Linked DNA regions of Homo sapiens: region 2 is linked to region 1. Evidence: read pairs that join two places in POLR2A ChIA-PET (ENCODE). Cell type or tissue: B cell. All regions are shown on one strand. Region 1 overlaps BABAM2 (BRISC and BRCA1 A complex member 2). Region 2 overlaps BABAM2 (BRISC and BRCA1 A complex member 2).

Region 1 (5,000 bases):
CCATTCTCCTGCCTCAGCCTCCCGAGTAGCTGGGACTATAGGCACCCGCTACCATGCCCGGCTAATTTTTTGTATTTTTAGTAGAGACGGGGTTTCACCGTGTTAGCCAGGATGACCTCGATCTCCTGACCTTGTGATATGCCCGCCTCGGCCTCCCAAAGTGCTGGGATTACAGGCGTGAGCCACCGCGCCCGGCCTACTATAATTTCAAAAATGTCAACTCATTTCAGGGAATGTCATTAAAAAGAATTATGCATAACAGAAAGTAAGCAATACACTATCAGGCCAATAAAAATCCTTCCAAACCACAAGAACAAACCACTCTGATACCCAAAACAAGTAGTTTCTCAAGGAAAACATCTAACTCATTCATTCATCCATTCAAATCCTACTTACTACATTACATGTGAAAAGTACGAAGATAGATCTTAAGGAGGTATAAACATAAATTAAACAAGAACTTGGCCCTTAAGATACTGATGGGTCTAGCAATGGAGTTTAGAAACATACACAGTCTTATTAAGTAAGGTAGAAAAATCTAGATAACATAAGAGAAATATATATGAATTGCTATTTAAAAAAAAAAAAAAGAAATCTTGCTTCGATTAGGTTCTTGCCTATTTCTCCTATGAACCAGATCTAGAATATAGATAACTTAGACCTTATCTCTTCAAGGCCAACTGGCTACATGTAATAAGACTGGTTCTTGTGACCTTTAAAAATTGTCTCCTTGTTTTATACTTTTATTTATACTGTGTCCTATAGGGTATACCTCTTCGAGTTAATAGAAATTAGACATGTAGATCCTACCACTCATAACTGTGTCTGCTGAAGATCTAAAAGAAAGGAATGCCAAAAGTGACACACCAAAAAGAAGCCATTCTTTTCCCTAACTCTGTCATTGTTTTGTTACAGAAACGAGAAATTCACACTTCGGCTGATGGAAGGATTGAAGAAGGAATTGTTAATGAACTTCTAAAGAACTTCCCTGAATCTTTCAGACAAGTACTACATAAAAGGCATCAATAATGTTCCAGATTAACAAGGTCTTTCACATCATTTTATGAATGTGGGTAGAGGTATTTTTATTTCTTTTTTGAAGCTAACGAAAGTAAATTCCATACATATTAAATGTCATTAAATGCCATATCACATATTTTTCAGGCAGTTAATCCAGAAAAAGCTAGGACTAGGCCAGGCACAGTGGCTCACGCCTGTAATCCCAGCACTTTGGGAGGCCAAGGTGGGTAGATCACCTGAGGTCAGGAGTTTGACACCAACCTAGCCAAGATGATGAAACCCCATCTCTACTAAAAATACAAAAAATTAGCCAGGCATGGTGGCGGACGCTGTAGCTACTCAGGAGGCTGAGGCAGTAGAATCGCTTGAACCCAGAAGGCAGAGGTTGAGGAGCCAAGATCGCGCCATTGCCCTCCAGCCTGGGCAACAAGAGCGAAACTCTGTCACGAAAAAAAAAAAAAACACTAGGACTAGTGGATTCATTTCAAATTTGTCATCAGATCCCACTATTTGCACTTAAATCTTCAACTAAACATTCAGGAATTTGAGAACACCCAAAAGGGAATCTGTGAAAAAGAAGCAACAAGACTTTATGCTGAAAAACGTAACTGGTTTCTCAGGATACTGATAGAAAGAGTAAGAATTTCAGGTTGATATCACTTTACATATACCAGTCACCAGTCCACTAGCCATCAGGCCCCTGTCAGGTCTTCATTACCTCTGAAAAGAATGTCTGTGACATGCTAAAAAAGAAAGATTTATTTCTATGTCCTATATATTCAGGTCAATGAACATTCCTGGTTGATGGGTTGGTTTTATTTTTTTTCTTTATTTTTGTTTAGAGAAGGGGTCTAGCTATGTTGCCTAGGCTGGTCTCAAACTCCTGGGCTCAAGTGATCCACCTGTCTCAGCCTCCCAAGTAGCTGGGACTACAAGCATGTACCACTGTGCCCAGCTCAGGTTGTTTGGTTTTTTTTTTTTAATGACAGCTTTACTGAGATGTAATTTACATACCATAAAATCACTGTGAAGTGTGCAATTTGATCATTCTTCATCTATTCCCAAAGCTATGCAACCTTCACCACTATCTAATTTTACAACATTTTTGTTACTCCAAAAAGAAATCCCTCACTCAAGCAGTCACTTCTGATTCCCCCAGCCTCTGGCACCCACTAATTTACTTTCTGTCTCTATGGATTAGCCTATTCTAGACACGTCACATAAACGGAATCACATACTATGTGACCTTTTGTAATGAGCTTCTCTCACTTAGCACAATGTTTTCAAGGTTCATCATGTTGTACTATGAATCAGTACTTCACTACTTTTTATGGTTAAATAATATTCTATTTTTGATATGCCAAATTTGTTTATCCATTCATCACCTGATGGACATTTGAGTTGTTTTTGCAGGACTTTTGACCTGCAAAAACCTCAGTCATCTAATCTGATTGTTCATTTTATGGATAAAAAATTGAGATCCAGTGAGAAAATGGGAACTGCCTCTGGCTACACAGACTTAAGACTATCAATGGACATCTGAAATGCCTTCTTTTCTCCAAGCTCACCCCATTCCAATAAAAGAAGAAAATCCTTAATGTGTTTGTTCCTAGCAGTAAAATGCAAGATAGGCTAGGTCCAGAAGACCTGAGGTGGGAAGGAAAAGAAAATAGGATTAGGCACAATCTTGATGAACCAAAGGAACTTATGAAAAGACCAACAGTTTTAAACCTTCAAAAACACAGAAAAAAAGAGATGAGCACAATGCAGACATAAAGATGTTATTTTTAATCAAAGAAGGAAAGAAACATGAAAGTGTGGGAAAACCTGAAGAGTTACTCTGAAATATCCAGTGATCCATTTGAAAATCTTTTTATTCTCAGACCCAGAAGAAAAATATACTGATTTAAAGATCCCAGAAAGAGGAAATCAAAGTCAAAACCACAAACTGAGAAGAAATGAGCACAGTAAAGGAAGTACATCACTCTACTTTCTGCAGGCCAAAAATTACAGTGAGGGAAACTGGAAAATACCCTCTTGAGATCTGATCTTGATGACTTCAATTACAGATGGAGTCCATCTAAAGAAAGCATTTTGTAATTTAGGAGGCTCCAATCTTTATCTAGATTGTCTATAATAATGTGGAAATTCAGACTGAATGAATCCTATATACAGTCTCTATTTCAGAATCCCCACTTCCTACCACCATTTATAAGCTGGGGAAGTCTGTCTGAGCACCAGGCCTGCTGCTTGACTAAATGGCAAAAATTCTAAACCAGTAAAAATCAACAAAAAAAAACCCTAAAAAGTCACTTTCCAATCCCTGGCTTATCTAAGGATGAGAGTTGATTTATAAATCCCCTAATGTGTATAGTTAACTTTTAGAAGAAAAAAAAAAAAGTTAAAACTGTCTTCTGATCAACTCCACCAGAGTTCTTTCTACCAAATCCTCTTGCCTCAACAAAAAAGCAGCTAACCTAACACTAGCAAAATGGCTAGTAAATAGTAAATGCTCCATAAGTATTTGATTAATGAAATTGAAGATAATATCAGATGTTTTCAAAAGCATCCTACTATTCCAAAGAAGTGTCTTAGTTTTTTATCTTACCACTAAAGAACGTTAACTCAGTATTCTTATACCCAAGTCTTTAGCTTGGTCAAACAACAGCAAGGTGTGTAGATGGCAAAAGGCAAAACAGTCTAACAAGGAGAAAGCAGAAAGAGAATCAAGAATACAACATTTCTGCTTTTACTGCTGCTGCCACCACTGCTAACACCCCTCCAAACCCAGCACTGCATGGTTGTCTCAGAGTCCATCCTGTTACCCAAATGATCCCACAGCAACCTCATGGCACCATCATGAATGGAGACACACAAGGGCACCATTCACTGTGACAAGACAATGACATGCACATTGCTTTGCCTCCTGCCAGACTACGGGATGCAGAGAGGGTGCAGACCGAGGACCTTGAAAAATCAGCTTCATGTGACATCATGGTGGACATGTGTGAAAAGTACTACCCACAGAGACACTGATATGACCATCACCAGAGATCTTTCACAGAGACCACGAGCTCCCTGTCACCTGGGAAGCAATGGCGGACCCAGCTGAGCAATGTGGACCCAGTTGGGCACAAGCTGCTCCAGACCCAGCTGGGCACAAGCTGCTGGCCCAGTTGCTGGAGCCTAGTGAAGAGGAAAATATGGTGTGCATCCTCTATGACAAGATGTACAAGAACTTCATGGAGGAGGTGGACACAATAGATAATGAGACCTACCAGTGGAAGAAGGGGAAACTTTGACATACCCTAGCCACTAGCCTGAATGCTGGCTCAACTTAATCCCACCTGGAACCAGCCCAACCAAGGTAGGGTTCAAGTGTGTGATGGATCTAACTCTTAGAGAAGAGTTTCTGCAGAGACTAGGCTTCTATTGGTACATCTGGCTGCCAGACTGGGGCCTGGGGCCCTGGCCCAGTGATTCCAGGTGCACCTAAGTGGAGAGAGATGGGAAATGGCAAAAGTGGATGCCCTTGAAAGGAACAACTCTACCACCTGGAATCTAGGCTGCCCCTACCCCAGCCATCATCTTTGTTATCTATACTGACCAGACTAGACAATAGTAGTACAGTGTGTGCCTGAGGAGCCCCACTCATTCTAAAGCTAGCTGCCCCTGCTCAAGCCACGGTGGCTTCTTCAGGACGCCCTGTACCAGGTCAGTGAGATTCCTGGCTGCATCTTTGTCCATATCAACAGCTTCATTTGTGGATGCCATATCCAAGAAGGTACCTTGAGCATGGCCCCTGCAAACTTGCCCTAGTGTCCAATACCTATGCTTCCCACAAATCCCAGAGTCCAGTGAAATTTCCTCCATCTTAAAAAAAAAGGCAACATTTCTAGTAAGAAAGGACTCAAAAATGATGGGGATATGTCAAAAGGACCCAAAAGCCACTTGATAGCACTCCCAATGACAAAAAGCTG
Region 2 (5,000 bases), 110 kb before region 1:
AAACCCTTACTCTGTAGATAAATGTATTTTAATTTTTCCCCTTGTATACCTTTATTTACCTGGGGAAGGAGCTTTTAGGGTTAGGGGGTGGTTTGCTATCTCTTTAGCTAGCAGAATAGTGTGCCTTTGATCCTCACACATCTGTTTTGTGGACACAGCAGCCATGCTTCACAGGAAGGTCAGAGCTGGCTACCAGCAGTCTTGCCCTTTACTGAGCTTAGTGTCATCCTTGGATGCTGTCATATGCTGCTTTGAGTGAACCAGAGAAACAGCCATTTGCAGCATGAGAAAGACCCAAAAGCTCTGGGATTTACTTCCACTTCAATAATAATGAATATTTTTTAGCATTAGAATGTGTTATGTCATTTGAATTAATTTTGATTACGCTTTGGCTTGGGAAAGGAATTATTTTAAATAGACACTGGTACTTTCTGAACTTGATAGCTAAGGATTCTAAAATGCACATTTTATACTAAGTTTTAACCAGTCAGGAAAATTTTATGTAACCAGTGATAGTTTATTTTTTGTATGAATTTTGTTTAGGCTGCAATGTTTAGTTTTTGTTAACTCCTCACTCTCGCTGTTTTAAGTTCATTACTATGTTTAACAACCTACTTGCCAAGATATTTAGCATGTAAAATGCAGGGTTTTGATTTAAAAAAAAAAAAAACCAGCTTCATATTGAAGCTGAGACTTAACCATAAACAAGTTGAGTGGCAAAAAAAAAAAAAGAAAAAGAAAGAAAGAAATGCAAATATCTGCCATCCAAATGAATAGCTAAGTAGACACCAATAAATGGCCACTTCTGGGATTAATTTGGGCTAGTAAAAGTATTCCTAGAAACACAGTTAGGTTAAGTCCTCACATTTACTTAGGAACTGTGTCTGTCAAGTAAACTGAATGTATGCCGGTAAAACATGGTGATTTGCGACTTGTGTTTGGGGGCTTCTGGTGGAGCCAGAATTAGTCTGAACAGAAGGCACTTCAGGCTTTCTAAAGCCTGTTTTAACCAGAACACCTCTGTTGTTCTGGTTTTTGTTTGTTTTAGTTTGGCTTGGTTGGAGTTTTATCAAATATGTTGTTATTTGAAAAGAATCTTTTTTTGGAAAAATTGATCTAGTCTAATACACAGTGAATAGTTCAGTGAAATCTTAATGTTACCTCCCCCCATCCTGTATGTGACCCTCATCTCAATACCAGAAGCCCTGCTAAGTGGAATCAGTAATCATAACATGGCCATGGAGGAATGGCATAGGATCTTCACAAAAACGTGAAGAAAAGTATGTCCCTTTGTTTTTTTCCTTTCAGTTTTTGTTTTTAAGACTTTAGCCACAAATTATCAAATTAGTCAACAAATATGCAGCTCATGCTTGGAGTAAAAGGGATTTATCTTCTTAAATCCTACATATCTTAACGATAAGCAGAGTGGAGCTGGCAGTTGCTCCAGAAAAACTCAACTGTTTTGGGGAGTTTTTGGGAGCAGCCATGGAAGCCATGGAAGCTTCTGATTGTGGTTCTGCCCCTCCTTTATCTTGAGCTCTCCAAGGTTCTGACCTGCCTCTCAACCAACAACCAACTTCACTGTGAGCCACGTGTACACACACACACGTGTGTGTGTGTGTGTGTGTGTGTGTGTGTGTGTGTAAGAGCTTTTTTTTTTTTTTTTTTTTTTTACTTGCTGGACAAAATCAATCAGACCATTCCCTGGCTTACAACCAATGAAATCTTCTAGCTACTTGTGGTAATATGATCCTGATTCTCATGTCAATACAGAATATGACAGTTATATATTCTTGAGGAGGACATATGTCTTGGGCAAAATGCACAAATACCTTTGTAGCTGAAAAACCACTTTCCCATAAAAGTTTGTGATAGGACTGGTAAGACTCATAATGGAGAAAAAACAAAATAGGAAATTTTAAGTCTGAACTTTTCAAAATGCCATTCAGTAGGCAGCCTCACCCAGTTGCTAGGTAAGCCAAACTTCCAACTAACAGAGGAATTCTAGGGCATGTTCAAATATCTACCAAGAGATGACCTACTGGTGGAATCTTATCAGAATTTATCATCTCAATTTTGTGCCAGGGTGTCAGAATCTTTGGAGGTGGCATACTTCACATGTCTAGTTTCCTCCATAGGCAAGTAAGCTTTAAACCTAAAACATGCAAAAGTATCCCAAAATGATAGCTAATTATAATTATGGCTCCATTTATAAAATTCAAAAGCCTGTGATGTCCCTTCTTGCCCATCAGAAATTGCTATATAGATTACCTTTCAGTTCCTCTTAAAAGAAGGTAACCAGTATGCAGCCCCACTCCATCTTGAATTTCCACTTCAAATGAGTCTCTAGGATCACCCAGCTTAATTCCAACTTGTGTTTCTTTCTTAAGAATCGGGGATGGATAAATGGGAGGAAACAAAGGTGGGAGAGAAGTGGAGAGCGAAGAAATTTTAAACCACATCTCTTGATCTAATCTTCCTCATTTATTAAGAGAAAGAAAGTAGGCAAATTCCTTTCTATCTTGGAAAGTCCCTCAAGTGGGACAGGAATGAAAAGAATACCCTCCAAAGGAAAAGAATCTTAATTAGCCATTTTTCTCTTAAAACTGTAACCACGCAGAGAATAAAAATAATGTATTTTCCAAAACACGCATTAGAGAACTAAGGCCAAGAACACTGAAATTATTGAACATAAGCACCGTGAAGAGTACTAGAGTGACTAACAACTAAATATACTCTATTTCTTCCATAGGTGTTGTCTTTATCCTCACAATTTTAAGGTAATATCGTTTAAATACAAAATCAAATCTATTTGGGGCCAAAATGCTCAAGTTTTAAACCAGTGGTTTCTCAAAAATATATGTATTAATATTATTAGGACAAAATGTCAATGTAGGCTAAAATTTGACTTATGAATCCTAAACATTAAAACTATTTTTGTGGCCCCAGCTTGGCTGTGGTTCTAAAATGAATGTCACCATTTACCTTAGCTATTGATGCCACACACCTCAATTAATGCTACTCAGACCCAGAGAATGAAAGGCAATGGCAGAAAGGGAATTAGCAAATATGATTTCTAACTTAATTCAAATTGTTTTTCCTGGGGAAGTATTTAAATTTTCCAGGTTGCTCGAATATCATCCAGGGATGTGATTTTGAAGGAGACAGCTTGTTACTGTTTTTCCTGGCTGTACTACAAGAAACAACAGTGTGAGCTTATTTTAAGTTAATGTGTGCTTCTGTGTTTCTTTACAAGAAATTAACTGCAATCATTTAGTTAAAGCAAACACTTTGTTAGTGTTACACTTTTCATTAGAAAATGTCTTCAGGAATCTTTCAAACTTAGAGAGTTAAGAATCCCAATTCCGTCCAAAGATTTTAAACTTGGAGCAAATTATTTAAATCACAATGAAAGATCATTTAAGCTTAGTGACCCTTTGCTGGCACTGAATATTTTATAGCCATAGGGAACTCCTATCCATTCTCCCAGATCAAGATAGTAACATTTTCCTGTCTCAGTCGGCACCAGACCCCACAGTAGATTCTGATTTCCTTCTGACTATGATAATCACAAACAAACCCACAGGAATAGGCAGTATGGAACAAGAAGAGCAAACAGTTTCAACCAATTTGTTATTTACAACTGGAGAAACATCTGCAGGCTCTGACACCTAGTTTCTGATCTCTGCCCTAGATGACTTCCCTAGTGAGAATAGGCCCCTGGGCTACAATGATTTATATTATGTAACTGTTTCTCCACATCTTAGCTGAGCTCCCTGGACTTTAGACCTGCAATATTTGCCAGACCCTCTTCCTCTTAGTCGAAATCCCAGCTATAGGCTTTTCTGGCCAGTGTCTTAAAACCACCAATGTCCTAGTAACACAACTTATGTGCAAATGGGCAGGTAGAACTCTGAATGAAAACGAGACTACCCCAGGCTCTTCGGGTTATAACAGCCACATGCAGCTATAAGAGCAAGAAAGAAAAAGCAAAGCAAAATAGACACTCAACTGAAGGAAAGGATATCCACAAAGCACAATACACGGGATACTAAAGAGCTTTCAATGTCTTTACTCTTCTCCCTAAAAACTCTACCTCTTATCCCCAGATCCATATAATATCCTTGGTCTAAACATACATTTAGTAAACATCCATTGTTTCACGTCCAACATCCATTCCCCTCTTGCTGATAACACCAAACCAAATTTTGTGGGGGAGACTTCCCTTCCCCATTCTCAGGCATAAGTTTTGAGTGGGAACCTCCAGTTCTCTATAAGCTCTATAGGTCCTCACTATCTAACCCCATCAACATTGCCTATGCACTTAGCTCAATGTTTGATTCAGCCACTGGACACATATCCAGTCAAACCCAATGAGATAAACAAAGACATCAGCTGGGACTGCTGAGAAATAAAGGCTTTCTTTCTTCCTATGAAAGGAGAATATAAAGTCTGAATTGGAGTAACAATTTTTTATTCACAAGGGAAAAGACTTGTGAACCTGTGTGGATATGGGGACTAAAAGTTAACACAATGGGAGGAAGAGCAGAGAAGAAAAGAAATGGGAAGAAACCAGGTCCTTAAATAACATTATTTCAGCCACTGGACCAAGCTTTGTCTGATGCTCAATTCTGGACTGTTAAGTTCTCTAAGCCAATTAATTCTCTTTATAGTTAAAGCCAGTTTGAATCAGGTTCCTGTCACTTAAAAAAAATGGAAATAAAGAATAATAAGAAAATAAAAGAGCACTGACACACCACAACACCATTATCACCCTTTTACCTCTTTAGGGGAAAGATCAGAGGAAGAGGCACATAAGCTCTTACTAGGCCATATAACTATTCAAGAGCACTTCAACCAAAAGTATAGATTTGGTTTGGGTTTTCTGCCAGAGACAAAAATTGAGTAGCTTCCTACATTTATCTGCAGAAAAATCTACATAGAGGATTAATCTATTTTTACTAACCCAATGATGATTATAATGATTTTTCTTAAGGAAA

The links. ChIA-PET counts read pairs that join two places held together with the same protein. Peaks named below come from ENCODE experiments on the same cell type or tissue, not always from the same donor. Only the 100,000 strongest peaks of a DNase experiment are listed, where the experiment ranks them.
Region 2: POLR2A ChIA-PET joins it to region 1 with 6 read pairs; 5 of 35 experiments call an interaction of 5 or more read pairs at or near these places.

Annotation. Positions count from the first base shown.
Region 1 is chr2:27,895,959-27,900,958 of GRCh38, reverse strand. All of the region lies in intron 2 of BABAM2 (BRISC and BRCA1 A complex member 2), which reads right to left. It also overlaps the pseudogene MYG1P1. Among named protein-coding and RNA genes, the nearest start is that of BABAM2-AS1, 7.3 kb to the right of the region's middle. In B cell, no CTCF peak of the experiment used is centred here; a DNase peak (open chromatin) is centred at 3,028; H3K27ac peaks cover 1,194 bases.
Region 2 is chr2:28,010,339-28,015,338 of GRCh38, reverse strand. The region is part of intron 4 of BABAM2 (BRISC and BRCA1 A complex member 2); the gene reads right to left. Among named protein-coding and RNA genes, the nearest start is that of MIR4263, 16 kb to the right of the region's middle. In B cell, no CTCF peak of the experiment used is centred here; no DNase peak of the experiment used is centred here.